Regions from separate parts of the Mus musculus genome. Here region 2 is linked to region 1. A link is a loop called in an ENCODE intact Hi-C map of the cell type or tissue named here. Cell type or tissue: gastrocnemius. All regions are shown on one strand. Links, peaks and the distances in the headings refer to the core of each region. The heading gives the core; the rest is flanking DNA.

Region 1 (9,598 bases), core at 1,817-5,816:
AGTCACAATTCCATAATACACAGCAAAGAGGGAAGCAGAGGCTGAGCTACACAGACCTCCCTTGGTGACTGTCACTCCACCTCCCAGGACTGTGAAGGCAGAGGCATCACTTTGTAAACGTTATTTGCCCAGTATCTATATGGAACCAGAGATAGAAAAAGAAAGAATGTTGGGGAATTATGTGTTTGTTGATGAGTCTAGCAGCAAGTACACCCTATAGCAGGCAGCAAGCAGCTCTGTGGATACAAGGCTAGGAACCCACAGACCAGCAACATAGTTTAGACTTGGTGAGCCATGTTTGGTCTTTCTTTATTATGTCTTCTTTTTTCTTGATTCTTCAATTTCAGATAACTGGGGAAAATGCTAAATATAAAAGCCATTCTTATTTCAGAGTTATTCCAAGCCAGATACAGGTGATACTTTGATAAATGAACTATTATATGTACATTCAGAATACAATAGAAAACTATTTTGTTTTATATATATATATATATATATATATATAAAACAATATATATATCATAAATATTTAATATAAATATACTATGTTCTATATAAAATATGTTATATAGCTATAAGTATGATATATAATATATATTTACATATACATATATACATTTATATACATACACATACAATTATATATGTGTACAAATATAATCAAGCTTATACATGTATACATATATATAATTAAGTTTATATCTGTATTTAAATGTATAATCAAGTATGCAGATTATATATACACATATATATTAAAAATTTAAAAATACAACATACTCTTTCTTTCATGGACTTTTCCCCTTTTCTAAATGGAGAATTCAGGATCCTTCTATTAACCTATATGGCTATACATCCCCAGCCCAGTCTAGGCCTACTTTGATCCTACTGGAAGAAACAACTAAACTGAAGGGTTTGGAACAACAGATGACAACGTATGCAAGCTATGGGCCAGATAGGGAAGTCACTTGAATTGAGGTTTAGGGTTCTACTCGCTCATGGTTTCCCATACATCTTACCAATTAGATTTTACATTTCAGCAACCTCATTAGTGTTTCGGGCTTTATGACTCAGGCTTGAGGGGGAGGGGCCAGTGACCCACAAAACAAAGGCTTCAATGTCTCTAGAGCTGAGAAAACTCCAGCTCTGTCAGGGCAAATGCTATTTATATCCCATTTAGTGGCATGCTCTGGAATGCACTTCTACACAGAGCCTCCAAACCAGTTTTGAATTCTGGGTTTCAACAATGAGAAAGAAGCAAAACAGTGGGAAGTTGAGGGGTGGAGGAGGGGGCATCTTGTTCTTAATATATCACCAAGTCCAGTGTCATGTGATTGATAAATGGAGTTAAATGGCTCCCAGCATTGACTTGCCTTCAACAAGACAGTACCCTGATACAGTGAGTTTGGAGTTCAAATTAGTAGAAAATAAAGGGTAGGAAAATACCCTAGGATGAAAGAGAAAAAATTGTGGTAAAGCCCATTTGATTTTATTTCAGAGCACACAATGGACACACACACCATACATACAGAAGGACAGATAGAAGCATTTTTATTGACTGCGAATATACATGTTCTATAGTCACATTCTATTATGCGTATGCTTTCTCCTAATACAGAAGAGCAGGGTTCTACAGGAGTTAATCTTGGCACGATGCTGCCCGAAACAGAAGGTGCCACGCAGCTCGGCAACCTAGCAAACCTTGTACAGTGATGGATTACACAGCCTCCACAAGGCTTGCCCATTACCCCCCGCTCCATTCATGGATCCCAACCAAATTAATTTTCTCTTGTGCCAGTTCTATCACATCCCCCAGGTTCACAAAGAAGATTTACCAGGACATCAGAATCCAGAAGGGACTGAACATTTTCGTCCTGGAAGAAACTTAAAATAGAGCTTAAAAATAAAACAATGAGAATGAAATTTTAGCTCTGCAGAGCTCATGGTTTCTAGAAATTGCTTTTCTGACTGAAAAAAAAAAGTTTCATTCTTGCTGTCATTATTGCATATGCGCTATGGGTTACTGAGAAACTAGCTTGGCAATCCAAAGGATCTAATTCCATACTTGATGATGGATTTCAAAATCAACTCTCAAAATCAAAGTATAGTTCGGAATAATGTCACATTCCTAGTATGGATGCCCCCACAGGCACTCTGCTCAGCAAAAACAGAAGGGAAACGAACAGGTATGTATACACTTCCCAGCAGGTACGTTAAAAAGCAAAAACAAAATGTGGGTAAAAATCATTGTTATTAATATATTTAACCCAACATGCCCCAAATACTACTTGTATAATCAAGGCACATTTTACATATAGATAGATAGATAGATAGATAGCTATAGTGTGTGTGTGAAGTTGTCAAAAGAATGAAAATATGACAAATTAACAAGATACTTCACATTTTAAAAATATAAACCTAAGAAATCTGCTGTAGATTTTACTCTTATAAATATAATTATGGCTAGCTATATTTCAAGGACTCAGTAGCCACCTGCTACCATAGCAGACAATGTAAGCCTTAAGATTTCTCTCTTCCAACACAAACAGTTCTGGTTGCAAGGGCATGGCTATTGTCAAGAGAAGCAGCTATTTTGGGTATTGCCTTACTCCTTAGACAAGCTCACACTCTGGCTTCTCTCTGACCAGCCACACTGCGGCTCCATCTGGTGTAATGGAACAGGCCTGGCCCCAAAGAACTACCAGTTTCTCCGGCAGACATGCAATCACAGCAGGAAGTTTGTCCTGGCTTAAGCAGTTCCAAATGGTGACCTTCTGAACCTGGTTCTTCGCAGCTGCTACATCTGGACAGTAGCAGGGCTTAAATTAGTGTGTCTTTGATATAGCATCTTTGCAAAGAGGAGAAAGCAAGGCTGAGCCTTGTTCAGGATAGGCCTTTGAGGAAGCTTAAAGGAAGCACAGCTAATATTGAGGAGGCTCTGTCCTTTCAAGGCAAATTTTAAAGTTGCTTTAACCATCTGACCTTTAACTCAGTAAGTACAGTTGCCTTTCCTGAGTATTACAGTGATGATATCCATAAACGTATTTCATTTTTCTCAAAAGCAAACCTTACTGAAATTGTAACCTACTAATCAGAATCGAGAAGGGGAAACCGATTGCTGCTTTTCACTTTAAAAAGTCAATCTTTGAACTTCTTCATAAGCACATAAACTTGCAATCATATTTTGTATTTGTGTGTATTGTTTTATGTGTATATGTGCTCTGCGTTTATGGACATGTGCACACGTACAGGTAGATGTGGAGGCCAGAGGGCAACACTGGGGCGACGTCGTCCTTTTCACAGTCTACCTGGTTCTTTGAGACAAGGCATCTCACTAAACCAGGAACACACTAACTCAGCTAGGCTGGCTGACCAGAAAGTCCCAGGAATCTTTCTGTATCCACCTTGCCAGCAAGGAGATTATAGCCACCCAGCCTAGCTTTTCAGTGGGTACTGGATATCCAAACTCAGGCCCTCATGTCCACTTAACAAGCACTTACTCATCTTCCCAGCCCACGGCTGCCATGTTTCAAATAGTTTAGCAAATTAAATAACTATTGATATGGAGTATAGTGTCACTTCCCTTAACAGCAAACACTTTCTCTTAATTATATATGTATTTATCTAGTGCTGAAGAGGAAACCCAGGATTTCATACACTCTTAGGCAAGCACTCTACCACTGAGCTATACCTATTCCCCTTCCTTAATTTAAATATAGATCTTTGACCCCCTAAAACCAATTATAAAGTAGTTATTAACATATCCACATAATTTTTACTTAAATTTAGTGTGTTCCAAATGGAATACAGAAATCCAACTCAAAACCCAGACTGTGTTCACTTGGCACATAGAAATTCTATGCCTACTTTGTGTTTTAGGGAAGCAATGTAGAGATAATCATGGTTTCTCTCTAGTGTAACAATAAAAAGATCTGGAAAGCTTCACAGAGATCCCCTGAAATCTTAAGCTAGATAGCAAGCAGGTGGGCTTTCTAGGGCTGGGGAAAGAACACCTATTAGAGGTAGAACAGCTAACCAAAGAAGGAGGTCCTCTCAGAGTTCTCAGAGGGGTGAGAGATGTTCAGCTTACAACCTGCCACAGAAGAGAGACCTCATCAAAGCTGAAATAGTCAGGAAGACTCCAAAAATGAGAAAAGTACGGCAGGGCTCAGCTTGTAAGCATAAGGACCCAAGAGTTCCGTCCCTAGAAGCCTGGTGTGGTGACACATACTGTAATCCCTCTACTAGGAAGCAGACATGCAGCTGCCTGGGCTTGCAGCCCAGACAGCCTGTCCTCCTTGACAAGCTCCAGACCACTGAGAGATCTTGTCTCAAAAAAAAAAAAAAAAAAAAAAAAAAACAAGATAGGATGAGAGAGCCAGAGGACAAAACCGAATTGTCTACATGTGTCTGCACACATATCTACCTGAGCACGCACGTATACACACAACCACAAACAGAGACAGACAGAGAGAGAAGAAGAAAGAGACAATAAGAGAAATAGAAGGTTAAACTAGGCATATAACAAGACTATGCTAGATCTAATCTCAAAGTTTAAAAATAAACCTGAAAACAATCAAACTGATCAATAAGCAAATTAACTGATCACCAGAAGGAAATCAACATTCCTTAAGGGGAAAGAAAAATTCAGACTCACAAGAGGGTCAACATACTCAAGGACTAGCTTCCAGTGACAGATTACAAGATACAAGAGAATGAAAGAAAAAATCAGCTCAGAAGGACAGAGTTGGTCAACACCAGAGAATGCAGGAGAGGCTTCTATTCTATTCTATTCCATTCCATTCTATTCTATTCTATTCTTCTATTCATTGTGTTTCTATATGCATGGAGTTTTAGTTTCATGTTACTTATAGTGAATATCTATTTTTATAACTGTGGAACCTTGGACTACACAAATTTACCAGGACCAGTTATGCTAGTGGCATGATTTTTTACAGTAAATGCTTCTTTGACTAGGGAGGAGGTTCTGGCATCTGAGTACTTAATAAAACTCAGCTCACAGAGAGATTATTTGAACCCTAATAAAAGCCCTGCACACCAAGCTCTGGCGAGCTTCATTTGTTGAGGGAACTGAGTGACTCCTATGTGACTCTGTGGAGAGAAGATGCCTGGAACCTTGCTCCATGTTCCAATAGACAGTATTAGAATAATATCTGGCACATCTCTTATAATAGCAACATCTAGATTATACAAAAGATGTAAACAGTAGTCTAAAAAATATGGAATGAGGGTTGGTGAGATGTCTCAGAAGGTAAAGATGCCTGCCACCGAGCCTGGTGACTTGAGTACAATCCCCTGAGGTCACAAGGTGGAAAAATTGACCCCTGAAGGTTATCCTCTGGCCTCTGTGCATGCACACAAGTGTACAACACACTTGCACACACACACTCACACACACACTCTCTCTCTCTCACTTAATTAAATGTCACAAAAGTATTTTTTAAATATGCAATTAGAAAAGACTTACTAAGTGAACCAAGCAACCAACTCGTTAGTCACATTATACAACACACAACAAAGCTAATCCCATGGGGCATTGTCAACTCACTATATTTGGAAAACAACCAAAGTCTGTCCAAGGAAAGCAAGTAGTAGTCTGACCAATGGCATGGTAATCTTTCTAGTTTCCACGAGCTGAACTTTCTGCCATTTCCTTCACAGATGAGGATCGGATGAAACAAACGTGAACCATATTGCCTTTGTGCAGCTAATACAGACACTAGTGCCCTCGGTGAGTTACTATGACTCTCAGTGGATCCAAAGAAGAGAATGAATTTGCCAGCCCTCTTGCATCTCCTCATTTTTTGTTTGTGACACCTGTCCAAAATGATAAAAATAAAAACAAAACCAAAAAGTACTTCTAGAACTCACTGCCCCACCCAACCTGACATTATGAACTCCAACTGCCTGTCAGTCAATCTCTATCAAAAACATTACTACAGTTACCATTCCTACTTCCCTGAGAGAAATAAAGTCTTCTCCTTCTAAAGGAAACTCAAATGTCTGGGATCTGAAGAGATGCAGAAAGCTGCTAAAGGCCTAGGAGAATTCTAGTACAGAACTACATAATCTTCCTTTCCCCACCACAGCAAGCTGGACTGCAAAGAACACTGGCCTGGGTCTTCCACAAGGAGAAACCATCAAGAATCCTCTCATAAACCTGAATTTGTGATGAGAAAGAGAATCACTTTCATGTCCTAATGTACTCAAACACAACGGCACTTCAAGGGAAGAGAAGTACACATGCATTCAGTGCAAATGCATAAAGGAAGAAAAGGATTGGACAGAGTCCAGGCACACTGTACTGATGCGTGGATGGGTAACCCCCTTCTAATTGACCTCATCTCTCCTGAGCTACCTCACTGTGTTGTTAGTGGGCCCCAGTAACATCTCTGAATAAGGCAGCCATGTCTAACTCTGGCTTCCTCTCCTCAGATACTAAGATGATTGATTGGTCAGAGAAAACGTTCTTCCATCCCGAACATTTTGACACCTAGTTTTCCCACTGTCCTCGACTCACTGAGAAGGAGGCATCACGGTGATCTCACATGTGTCAACTGAGGCAAAGAAAGGCAACTAACCAAGTCATTTACATGCACAGCCCAGTTGTTGGTCTTCACAGAATTAAACCAAAGAATGCTAATGGCTTGGTCCCTGACTGGTAGCACACAGAGATAGCCCCTCTATTATCACAAGTACCTTGTGTAAAAAAACAGGAGAGTTCTACTGATAGCTCAGAATATATATTGGAAAACTTGGAGCCGATCTGGCGTTAAGCAATCAGAAACTCTAAAAATGAGTACTAGTCACTGGGAGAAAAATCAGGCTGCAAATATCAATAGCAGACAGGACCAGAGGAATCTCAGCTGAGAAGGCAATGAGCACTTAATGAAGGTGGCCTCCCAAATACACTTCACCTGGCTGCAAACCAACATCCAAAAGTCAGCACTCTCCAAATATCTAACCAGGAGAACCCTGCACCAGCATGCCCTTTTGCCTTCCCAAAGCATTTTTCATGGCACTATCCCTATGAGATTACACCATTCCCATTTTAGACAACCCTGGTAGTGTCGAGCACCTTGGATAAGGTCATAGTGCTATTTCGGGACAGGGCTAAGACTATAATTTACTACCCTCATTCTTTCCACAACATTGCACGATTTAGCTTATTGTTCCTGCGCCGTTTCTATTTTTAGTATTGCCCTATTGGTTACTGAAAAGTGTCTCTTGACCTAATGTTCTACTCAAAGCAGCTGGGGTTGCCAAGGAACAGAAACCCACTGAGGGGAATGTGAGGAAGGAGAAGTAGCCAGGAAATGGCAGGCAAGTCTCACGGTCGCTCAGTGGCAGGAGGGAATATGGCTGCATCCTTGCAGGGAGGGGAGGTTAGAATTGAGACTAGGTCAGAGGCAGAGGCATCTTCACCAGCATTCAATCCCAAGGCCATCTAGCTGTAGTGCAATAAACTCTGCATCTTGCTTTGCACAGCTACTGTACCAGATCTGTGTATACATTCTTCATGGCTCATACAGGGTCCAAGGTGATTATCAAGGTCTCACAGCCCTTCCTCTTAGTTCTGTGCTTCACAGATGATAAAGATAAGCATCTCCCCATTCTCCCTCCCAAGTGAGTTCTTCTGCATAGACTCTCTGGTGATAAGGCAAGCTCTGGATAAATGCCCACTAATTTGATTATTTGTGGTGGGGGAAGGGTGGCAACGAGGCTACAAGGCAGGAAACCATTCTGGTGATAGATAGCCCATACGCTGGGCCATTGAATCAACATTCTAGAAAAACAGCAGAATGCTACCACCATACAGGCACCCTGGCTGCATTTAACCAAGGCCTTTATTTTATGGGTGAGAGGACTGGAACTACATATTGACTTGCTTAAAGTGGCACAGAAGTGGTGCAGCTCTTGCGCCCACAATCTCTATACATAGGGTATTAGAACCAAAGATTTCATCTTGAACCTGACAATCAATCTTCTTTGCTCAATAGCCAATGGTATAGCTCTCCTTGTATATCATGCTGCCTTGATACATAACTCTATCATCAATTCCAGTGTGTAAACTCATAAACACCCTACCATTAGATCATAAAGTCTCACCACCAGCTGCTGCTCAATAGGATTATCAAGGCCCTACCTTAACCCCACTCAAACCACCCAGATCTCAGACAGCAATGTTGGGGTTTGGTGCTTTTTGTTTGTTTGTTTGGTTGGTTGGTTTTGTGTGTATATGTGCTGTATGTGTCCATGTTTATGTCTCTTACTCAGCCTGGAACTTACCAATCAAACTAGACTTACAGGCCAGTGAACTCTAGGGAAATACCTTCATCCCCAGTGTTTTCATTACAGACGCAGGCCTCCATGCCTGGCCTTTTGTGTACATTCTGGAGAATCTAATTTCTGGTCCTCATGCTTTATTGACTGGCCATTATTCCCTGCCTAAAAGCAGTATTTTCAATGCTCTCCTGCTCATTTTAATGTGCAAACATGAGACATTAATAGAACCTTCAAATCTTATGTATATGATGTATATGTATGTATATGTACACATACATATATATGTGAGATTTTAAAGACTGTTTTTAAATGTGTGTGCGTGTATATCTGTATGTGAGTATGCATACGTGAGTACAGCTTCCCACAGAGGTCAGAAGCGTCAGATCCCCTGGAGCTGGAGTTACGAGCAGTTATGAGTCACTGGACATGGGTGCTAGGAACAGAACTTAGGTCCTCCGCATGAACAATATGTGCTCTTAGGTGCTGAGTCACTCTCCAGACCCACACTCTCCAACTCTTGCTCACTCTGTGCACATGAAGAACTGCACTCACATACATGCTGCTGGGTAACAACTCAGAAGATGCCTTGCCCTTCTGCTACAGCAGAAAGCTCCTTAGATGTATGTAGTCCACACTGGCCTTAAACTCTTGATCCTTTTGCTTCAGCTTCCAGAATGTTGGTTTTGTAGGCATGCATCATTATGACCAGTTACTAATGAGGATCTTTAAGATAAAAAAGACCATAAAAAACTTAGAGCAACATGTGTCCTTATCTGATTATAGATAAGTATTGAGATCATATCTTTTTAAAGTTATAAAGAAGATTCATCTTTTAACCAAAGATCAAAAATGGTAGGCCAAAAAGATCCCAAAAACCCTATACTTAATACAAGCTTTATTGTTTAATCTTCAAAGTTGAGCATCAAGCTATCATATAAATCTTTGGGTTACCCAAATTCATATTGGGCAATAATAAAATGATTCAGCTTAAGGTAGAGAGTCTGAATGGAAATCTCATATGTAACTCCATGTAAAATGTGTCAAGAACTGAGTGGAGAAACTTAGCCATACTTAGTATAAAGTGTAAGTTTGTGCTTAGTAAAAAAAATGACCTGGCCAGCGGAAGTTGGAGCCACCTAAGCAATTCCTGATTGATTGATACCTGTCAATCTCAAAATCATGCCACAAGGTGATTTTCAAAATCTGTACAAAAATTTTTAAAATGATACCTAGTACTACTGCTGCTGCTGCTGCTGCTGCTGCTGCTGCTGCTGCTGCTGCTGCTGCTTCTTCT
Region 2 (9,598 bases), core at 3,674-7,673, 74 kb after region 1:
AGGACTGGAACTCAAGCAGGTCAGGAAGCAGGAGCTGATGCAGAGGCCATGGAGGGATGTTCTTTACTGGCTTGCCTCCCCTGGCTTGCTCAGCCTGCTCTTATAGAACCAAGACTACCAGCCCAGAGATCGTCCCACCCACAAGGGGCCTTTCCCCCTTGATCACTAATTGAGAAAATGCCTTAGAGTTGGATCTCATGGAGGCATTTCCTCAACTGAAGCTCCTTTCTCTGTGATAACCCCAGCTGTGTCAAGTTGACACAAAACTAGCCAGTACAGAGAGGGAGGGAGGGAGGAATGGGGGAGAGAGAAGAGAGAGTAAGAGGAGAGGGGAGAGGGAGAGATTGAGATTGTCTTGACAGTTTTGTCTTGCTAAGCATGGATTATTATTTTAACAAATAAAAGGGCCTTTTTAGTGTAAAAACTGAAGGGGAAATCTCCACAAAAGCCAGTGTGCTTGTGATGTGTGTAGGACAGAACAGTCTATCTTTCTCTGCAAACTCCACACATCTCTCTTTGAAGCCATACTTGGCACGGCTGTAGCATCCCATCTTGCCATGATTAACTTAGCACTCGCTCACATTCCCATTTCTAATCTGAAGGAAATTTAATACTGTCTGAAACAGCAATAAAATTTGTAGGAGGAAACCAGGGCCCAATGAAACCGGTTCCTCAGACTGCCTAGGAAAAGAGCATCAGCATCTACCAAGCCTTAGGCTTCTGCAGAGCAAAACCATCAGAGCCATAAGCCACAGCACTGTGTCCAAAAGACCTACTGCCTATGTGTCCCCCAGAGCTCAAGAACAGCTCTGCATATCCCTGGAGTGACTTGCTAGTGTGTAAACCTGGGTGCACTGTGATTGTTTCTCCTGTGACCCACTGGGGAGAATTCATTCCCATGAAAACACCATTCATCACGAGGGCCTGTTCTACAGGGTCTTTTCCTATGACACTTTTACGGGTCAGTCTTACCAAGATGAGGCTCACAGAATCTAAGTTCAGCAACATATTTGTGACTATCTGGGTTGAGCCACAAAGAATATGGAAACTCATCCTCGAAGAAAGCCTGCTGGGAATCTACTTGAAAAGGAACACAATAGTGACTACAAAAACAAAAAGCAACCACGATACCTTTGTAACTTACTGAAGGAGAGCGCCGTGTGTGTCCAACAAATATGTCCTACCAGACACTATCCTATGCATTGGACAGTCCTTTAAAGAATCGTCTATCTCGAAACATTACAAGCCTTGTGACTGAGTGTTCTAGGCTCTGGGGACTTCACAGTTAACAAGACACAGAGAGAAATCCTTACCACCTTGGAGCCCTGAAGTTTGATATATATATATATCTATATATACATATATATATGTGTGTGTGTGTGTGTGTGTGTGTGTGTACACCTATGTGTGTGAGGTGTGTGTATGTATATATGTGTGTGTGTATATATATATATATATATATACACATATATATACACACACACACACACACACACACACACACATATATATATATATATATATATATATATATATATATATATATATGTTCCCACACATATATATTCAAATTACACTGTAAATTATAACATTAACACTATGAAAGAAACACAGCCGGATAAGGAAGACTGAGCGTTTAGAGGGAGAGTAATTATGAACAGAAGGCCACACTATCCATATGATGAGAATTAAGGGCACATTAAAAGGAAGATTAGTAGTTGGTTGGGTAGGTTGTACTACAGCTGTGGCTGTCTGGGCAAAGAATGGCCCAAGCAGAGGCAGGTATAATGAATGAATATCCAAAGGTAGAAGCCTGGGCTCTGCTTAGAATGATAAGCAGCAAGAGATAAGGTCAGAGCTGAAGGGCAGCCTGACACATATGCTGCATTGTGCCATTTGAAGGACTGGGGAAAAAAAGAGCTGTGGAGGGCTTCAACTAGAGAAGACAGCATGATCTAACTTGAGTTTTAGCTCAGGGCCCAGAGGATTCTTGGCTGTGGAAGCTGCCCTGGGTAGTGTAGCGAAGCTAGCACATCCCTGCACTCTACCTGCTAAAGGCTACTCACAACTTCCCACAGTGATGACTGAGGTTCTCCATAGGGGTTTGTTCTCTAATTTGTGGTTTGTGCATACGTATGTGTGTATACACATTCAGATGTATGCACCGGTACACTGTGTACAGGGGTGTGTGGGTGTGTGTCTGTGCATGCATGCGAAGACTAGAGGCCGACTTCAGGTGTCTCCCTCAGTCACTCACCACTTGGTTGTTTGATACAGTTTCTCATCTTTTATCTCTTACTTTTCAATTCAGATAGATTGGCTTGCCAGCAAGCGCATCTCCTCCTCCCCAGTGCTGGGATTACAACCACCAAGCCCCACGCCTGCCTGCCTTCATGTGGGCTCCTGGAAAAGTACTCAGGCCTTCACACTTGTGTGGCAAGCATGTTACTGACTCAGTCAGATCTCAGCCTTAAAAAAAAAAAAATCAGTTTAATAAGAATACTGTGGCACTAAATTTAAAATTACTAAAACTGGCCAAGGCTGAGAGCGTTAAGAGATTGCTGCAATAATTCAGGCAAAAACTGACAATGACTTGGTCAAAGTTACAGCAGAGAGATAGGCAAGAAATGGGTGAATTCTGAAACAATCTTGACAAGTGGTCCTCACCCTTCCTAATGCTGCAACCATTTAATATAGTTCTTCATGTTCCTGTGACCCCCGACCATAAAATTATTTTTGTTGCTATTTCATAAGTGTAATTTTGCTACTGTCATGAGTCATAAATATAAATATCTGATTATGCAGGATATCTGACATGCAACCCCTGTGAAAGGGTTGTTGAACGGCCCCCGAGGGGTCTCGACCCACAGATTAAGAACTGCTGATGGAGACAATAGAATGGATAGGTGTCCTTGTTACGAGAATCTGCAAATTTTCATTACAACTTTTTCCTAACCAGGACGTTAGGGATGCCCCAGCAAAGTCTTCAAACTACAGTCAACGAGAAGGCCCTGAGCCACATTTAAAGTCACACACCGATGTCAATGATAATACCATTAGGACAACTGTCAAAAACAGTCAGAAAAGATGTCAACGTACTCCAGAAACTTAGTCACAAATTTTATTTAACGGGTTTATTTCAAAGAACGCATATCTACTCCATGCTACCTGGCACCTGCTGCTCGTACCAACATGTGAAGCCGTTTATGCCCACAGTCCCACATTTTTCCTTTCCTGTGCTAGCTAGCTAGCTACAGAGGACATGTGCTCTTGCGTGCCATTCTTGCTGACTGGGTAAAAGAATAGAACCAAATCCTTCCCCATGAGTGTCAGGGCACTCATTGGTTTTCCCCAGAGGTACCTTCTTCACTCCCTCAAACTCATTTAATGTATCAGCCACCATCAAAATGAAGAGCCCAGTTAATTAATTTCTTTCAGACACACACACACACACACACACACACACACACACGCACACACTCCCCCTGCCCCCCTCATTCTGGCCTTGTAAGCATTTGCTTATAGAAGCAAAAGCAGGGACTGACTGCTCAGTAAAACACTGGTCCCTTCAGCCACATGCAGATAAAGCTCTAATGAGCATAACCAACAATGCGCTTTACACAGTATCACTCTCAGAGCACCCAATACACCCTTATCTACATTCACACACAAATAGCCATTATGAAAAGAAGCCACTAGTGAAAGGCTGAGTTTATGCATCTTGATGCCTAACACATTTCCTTCCACTCTGCCACAAGCATGTGCAAAAAGCCTGCCTTAGCCAGGGAGCCAGGGCTTCTGCTCCTCCCAGAGTTTGTTCCCATGACTGGATTCAAGGTCCTGTCCCAGCCCTGAAGGAAAGCAACCTGTCTCCACTTTATAAGACCCAGCCTTTTTGTCTCCCAAACCAAAGATTCCACCCCTCAATTCTGCCTTCCTGGCCCCTGAAAGTGAGTCCCTCTGCCCCTCTACCAGGGGAACCTCACTCATCTAGACCCTAGACAATTGATGCACCAGGTGATGATGTTAGCCTTACTTCATCGCACAACTGAAAGGGTGGAAATAAAGTCACAGATTCCAGTGACTATCCCCCTCTCTGTAAACATGACAAATAAGAAGCACTTCAAGGGTCCAGAGGGACCAAAGAGAGTGATAACCGATTCTGCCAGGCAAGTAGCAATGGAGGGTGGCGTGAGGGATTAGGATACTGCAGAGGTACTGAAGAGTTGGGAGGCACCAGACTAGAGAACATCTTCACTCTAGGCCCAAAGTTCTTGAAGCGCCTGGAGAATTAAATGTGTGTAGGTGCCAAGAGAGCATTCCCAACCACCACAGACCTCTAAGGTAGTTTGTTTGTTTGTTTCTTTCTTTCTTTCTTTCTTTCTTTCTTTCTTTCTTTCTTTCTTTCTCTCTTTCCTTCCTTCCTTCCTTCCTTCCTTCCTTCCTTCCTTCCTTCCTTCTTGCATTTGTAAAGACTTCTATTCCAGACAGCTTGCCCAGCTTGAGAGACACGCCCACCCACAACCTCCTCCCCTCCTTTTATTCACCCCCCCCCCCCACACACACACACACACCTCCTCGGTGCTGTCCTGTGGCAGGTGAAAGGTGAAGCTCAGGTGAACTTCACCTAGAGGCCTCTCTGAGTAGTATCTCCCAGAGGGGCTGGTCTACAAGGGAAGACCTCCAGGCCAGTTCATCGCTGCCCTGGAGCATCAGATCCCCCTCTCCTGAGCCCCTCAGCCTGCTAGGGAGCTTCAGAAAAATTGCTCTTGGTAGCACCAGATCACAGTCCCTGTCCGGTGCTCCTCCTACCCCACCTCGCGCCGGGTACCGCCCCAGCCCCCATCTAGCTCAGCAGCTGGCATCTGCAGCCGAGGGTCCCCACGTCTGGATGAGCCATCCCAAGAGACTCGCGGTGTCCCCAAAATGCCACTGTCAGATACCCTGGGATGCAAGCAAGTCGTCTGTAAGCGGGACCCTAAATGCCAGGGGCCAGGTCGCCCTGTACCCCAAGGCAAGGGCACGGGGTCCTTGTCCTAGAGCTATCCAGACTGACTGTTCTCCTCCCAGGGTAGCAGGCGCGGGGCCCATGGGCCTCCTGCCGCGCCTCCCTCCAGCTGTCACCACTCACCTGCTCTTCAGAGGTTGACTTTTGAGTTCGTAATAGGTTTTGGGTTCTTCGTGAAACTCCTCCCCGACTTCGAAATCCGCCACGATTCCCGATTCGGACTGCATGACTCCCTCTTGCCCGCCTTCCACTGCTTGGGACTTGGACCAGAACCCGGGCACCTGAGAAAGATGGGGGGCCTCGGGTACCCCAAGCCGCGCGCCCCGCGCAGTGCCCCACTCAGCCCGCTAGCCGGCCGCCCGCCCCGGCGCGGTGAGTTTACTCTCACACCAGAGCGGGAGGGGCTGAGCCCGGTGCGCCCTGGGATTTGTGGTTCCGCCTGGGCAGAGCACACCAGCTCTCCAGGATATCAGCTTCCGCAAAAACTACAACTCCCAGAAGGTCAAACCGGGGAGAGACAACGTGGTGTACACGGATAGTGCAAGTCCTGTTTGGATTCCTTGTCAATGTCAGCAGCTCCTCTCCGTGTCTCTCCGGTTTGCTTCAAGGATACAGACCTGGCTGTTTAATATTAATAAGAACAACTCAGCCTGGGCTTCTACTGTCCCTCCTGGTTTAGACATCTGCGAGGACACGCCGAGCGTTCATTTAAAAAATAAAACACTAAGGGGTTTTGAAACTAGAAAGTTTCGGTCAGAGTTAAAACCCATTTTTAAAATAAAAGGACTTTCTATTAGCCCCCGAGCTCTTCTGGACTGCAGCGACACATCATTTTGTCCTCTATTGAAACAGAGTGTTGGAAACTTCACTTTTATAATGAAAGCATTATTGGAGGAGTTGTTCTTGTGCGTTCTTTTTCTGGAACTCAGTATAAGCTCCCACAATACTCTTCATCAGTTGAAAGGCTCCTTTCCTTTTATCCAATTAGTCACCTCTAATCTAAAGCAGCACTTGAAGGATTCAGTTAATTTTAAAAGACATCAAGTTACCAAACAGCTTCACCACCACCACCACCGTCTGCTTTCAATTTCTCAGTTGGCTGGGAGTTCAGATGAGATTGTCCTAACATTGCAAGCCGGTGCAGCTTCAAGGTACTCGGCTAGGTGATGTATTAAATGACCGCACTTTAGCTCATTTGTATGTTCAGACCTGTCTTCTGGTTAGTTCCAGCAGGACTCTTCATGTTGTATAAAACATCAACGAGTGCTTTGAGACATTGGAGTTAAGGGTGGCATTTTAAGATGGCAGAAATTCCTAGTTCTTCTAAGAAATCCTGTGTAATCTTAGACATGTCCATTGGATTCCTAGAAGCCTTAATTTCCTCATCTATGAAAGAAGAGATTAGGAAACCTATTTGAGATGGTGTTGCAAGGTCAAAAGTAAGGAAAGAATTACTTGCAATTTGTATACACTAGGGGCAGGCAAAATGGCTCAGTCGGTAAATTTACTTATTTGCAAACATGACAACCTGCAATTGGTCCTCAGGACACACATGACTGAAGAATGGAACTATTAACTACTGCAATCTGTCTCCTGACAGCTGAATGCAGGTGCAGGTACACATAATACATACATAGAATTTTTTAAAAGCTGCTCAGTGATGATTAATTTTGGCTTTCTTTTGTGTATCTTGGAGGCATTCTTGGCAAGCTTGCATCTCTTCTGTGTATTTTTCACTTTCAGGAGTTGATAAACTAAATGATGATCCTAAAAGGTCTACACTGATGGTTGGGCATCTCCTTGGAGTTACCCACTCCTATATCTTGCCTCACAGTATAGCTTTTTCTTTTTTAATTTTATATCAGAAAGATCATGAATAGGAGTGGTGAGTGAGAACTGGAAAATGTATACATCGTTGAGGTAGCAATAACCAACATTTTGTAGCTGAATATTGTTCTTAAAATACTTCGGGGGTCCTTTCCTATAGCAATAGCATGGCAGGATATCTGAAATCACCCTGAAAAGCTTCAAGATGTTCATGGATATATTAACTGCTAGAAACAATATTCAGAGGTAACAGTATAGAAGAAGGGAAGTAAACCGAGAGAGCAGCATGTGTGTTTAGACTCTGAACTTCATCCAGGTCCTCCATAGTCAGTGCTGGAAAGTGGGAGCAGAAACTGATGGGCTTGGAGCAAGTCCAGAATTTGATGAGGTGTGAACCACAGATGCTAAACACTGTGCCTAACAGCAAGCGTTCTGGCCCAATATCACCCCGACTGAGAAACGCTGAGCCTTTTCATTGTCTGAATCTCTTGACCCATTAGGAGTTGTGTTTGGTTGGTTGGTTGGTTGGTTGGTTGGTTGGTTGGTTTTTTTGTTTTTGTTTTTTTTTTCCTGAACAAAGCTATGTACGTTCTTCTTAGAACACACAAATAGAAAGACACTGTGCCTAAACATGGTCTGTTGGCCCTTGGAAGGCTGGCTGTCAAAGACTTGTACCAGAATTGAGGTTTAGAACAATAATGAGGCCTGGGATGTGATTTAGTTGGTAGAGCCTTTGTCTATGGTGTATGAGGCCCTTGATTCAGTCTTCAACACTGCATAAACTAGTATGGTGGCATAATCAATCCCATAATCACAGCACCTGGGACAGGTAGATTCAGGATGGTTAGAAGTTCAAAGTCATCTTGGTTACATTGGGAGTCTAGGGCCAGCCTAAGCTAAAGAGTGATATCCCAGACCTAAAGGATCATTCTTAAAGCGAAAGTAAAAGTGAGAACATTCAAGACTTCACTGAAGCAGTTTCCAGAGAGCTCTCTGGGTGTAGCCCTGAGCTGGAGTTGTCTTAAGACTGCACATCCAGCTGCTGTTTCCCCCTCTTGTATCTTTTCTTTGTGCTCACTCTGCTCTCTGTTCAGAAAACCTTCGAAGGATCATCTGTTACAGTGCCATCTGCCACCCTGTGGGAGTGGGTATGTGACTTTGTCCTGACCATTATAGAATCCTATCTTTTAAAATAATTGCGGACTTGTTGACATTTCCTATGTATATGTAATATATTTTGATTAGAATAAACCCCCTTTTCTCTCTCTTAGCCCCTCCCTCTCCCCCTGGAACCCATCTTCTTCCCAACACAGCCCCCCTTCTACTTTTGAGTCTATGGGGGTTTGTTGTTGGTATTCTTTGTTTGCTTGTTTTGTTTTGTTTTATAAGCTCGTTGAGTTGAATTAGGGTTTACATATGCATGGATGTGAGGTGATTTCCTGGACCCTAAGCAGTTTACCGGTGGCTCTGCCCCATATAACATCATCTTTTAATACAGTGATTCCTTTAGGAATTGACATCGGACCCTAACACCACTTTTTCCTTAGAAATTTTCTCCTCAAATAGTTCTGATTTTGGAAGCCTGGGATGGAAGAGAAGGAAAAAATCTAGATGTACTGACCTATAGTTACCCAGGGTAGCTAAGCAAAAAGATGGGGGAGAGGGAAGTAGAAGCAAGCAGAAGAGATAGAAGAATAGAGAAGCAGAGAACTAAGACATTTCCACTCCTTGCTCCAACCAGGTCTGAGGTCAGGAGTCTTCGGACTTTCCAGACAGATGAAGAAAAAACTTTTCCTTTTCATTGGAAGTGTTTACTTGACTCACAATAGAGCTTGGTGCCTCAGTATATAAATTCTCTTTGCCTTTAAGTGGACAATTTTCTACAGAGTGACATACCACTAGCCCACATTACAAACTGCTGTTCACTTGGTGAGTAAGCTAAATAGTCTTCATCAATGAGTTAAAATCTGGAAGCTGATAGTGCTTAGAAAACATGTACTGAGTCAATAGCACCATACATGTAAATGGAGGACCTATCGGATGTACAAAGCAGTAATTAGAACTTATACTTATCATCATTAATATTACCTGTACTTATATAATGCTTTACATAGGCTCATCACATGAATTTCTTACTGCATCTCACAAAGACATTGCCTGGCTGGATAATCAAGGTCCTCAAGGTTCCAAGGTATACACTGACCGTGCCATAGTAGTGAACGGGGCACGACATTGGGTGTTTCAGCCACAAAGCTGGATAGCATTTAGTCTCTGCTTTTGTAAGACTCTCAGTCCCGAAGCTGAGTCAAGGCCTATGACAGAGTGAAGATGTGCTCCCACCTCCAGCTAACTCATCAACTGTTTACAAAGTAAGGGCACTAGGTAGGCATGAGGGGGAAGATCAGAGAAACATATGTAAGTCCATACACTCCGGGACATGGCCATTGCCTCTTTAGAACTAGGAAGGGACATAATTTAATGTTGTGAGAGTATCTAAGACAACAACATCCACTGAGGGGTAGGATAGTAATATTATGGCATTTTAAGAGGAGTTGTGACTCATCTTTTTTGAAAGAAGAACATGAAAAATTCAAGTCTACAAAAACTAAATGAGAACCAACTCCAAGGTCTGGTCATCAATGACAAAGTGGGGAATAAGTAAGAACAATGTGTTACTGACACCACAAGGGTGCAAGCAGACATCCAAGCGAATCAGAAATCCTAAAATATGCCACTATAACTTATTTTAAAAATGTATCTGGA

Evidence for each region. Hi-C counts contacts between places; a loop is a spot of excess contacts. Peaks named below come from ENCODE experiments on the same cell type or tissue, not always from the same donor. Only the 100,000 strongest peaks of a DNase experiment are listed, where the experiment ranks them.
Region 2: it touches region 1 in a loop (2.6-fold over the local background); 1 of 42 quality-filtered maps calls a loop at or near these places.

Annotation. Positions count from the first base shown.
Region 1 is chr6:97,875,249-97,884,846 of GRCm38, reverse strand. All of the region lies in intron 1 of Mitf (melanogenesis associated transcription factor), which reads right to left. Among named protein-coding and RNA genes, the nearest start is that of Mitf, 73 kb to the right of the region's middle. In gastrocnemius, for the core only: no CTCF peak of the experiment used is centred there; DNase peaks (open chromatin) are centred at 2,670 and 4,261; H3K27ac peaks cover 2,903 bases.
Region 2 is chr6:97,802,821-97,812,418 of GRCm38, reverse strand. It overlaps Mitf (melanogenesis associated transcription factor), which reads right to left and starts at 5,361. Exons shown (of 10, transcript NM_001113198.1): 1 at 5,132-5,361. The coding sequence starts at 5,235. In gastrocnemius, for the core only: a CTCF peak has its summit at 5,342; DNase peaks (open chromatin) are centred at 4,882, 5,430 and 7,240; H3K4me3 peaks cover 2,761 bases; H3K27ac peaks cover 2,391 bases.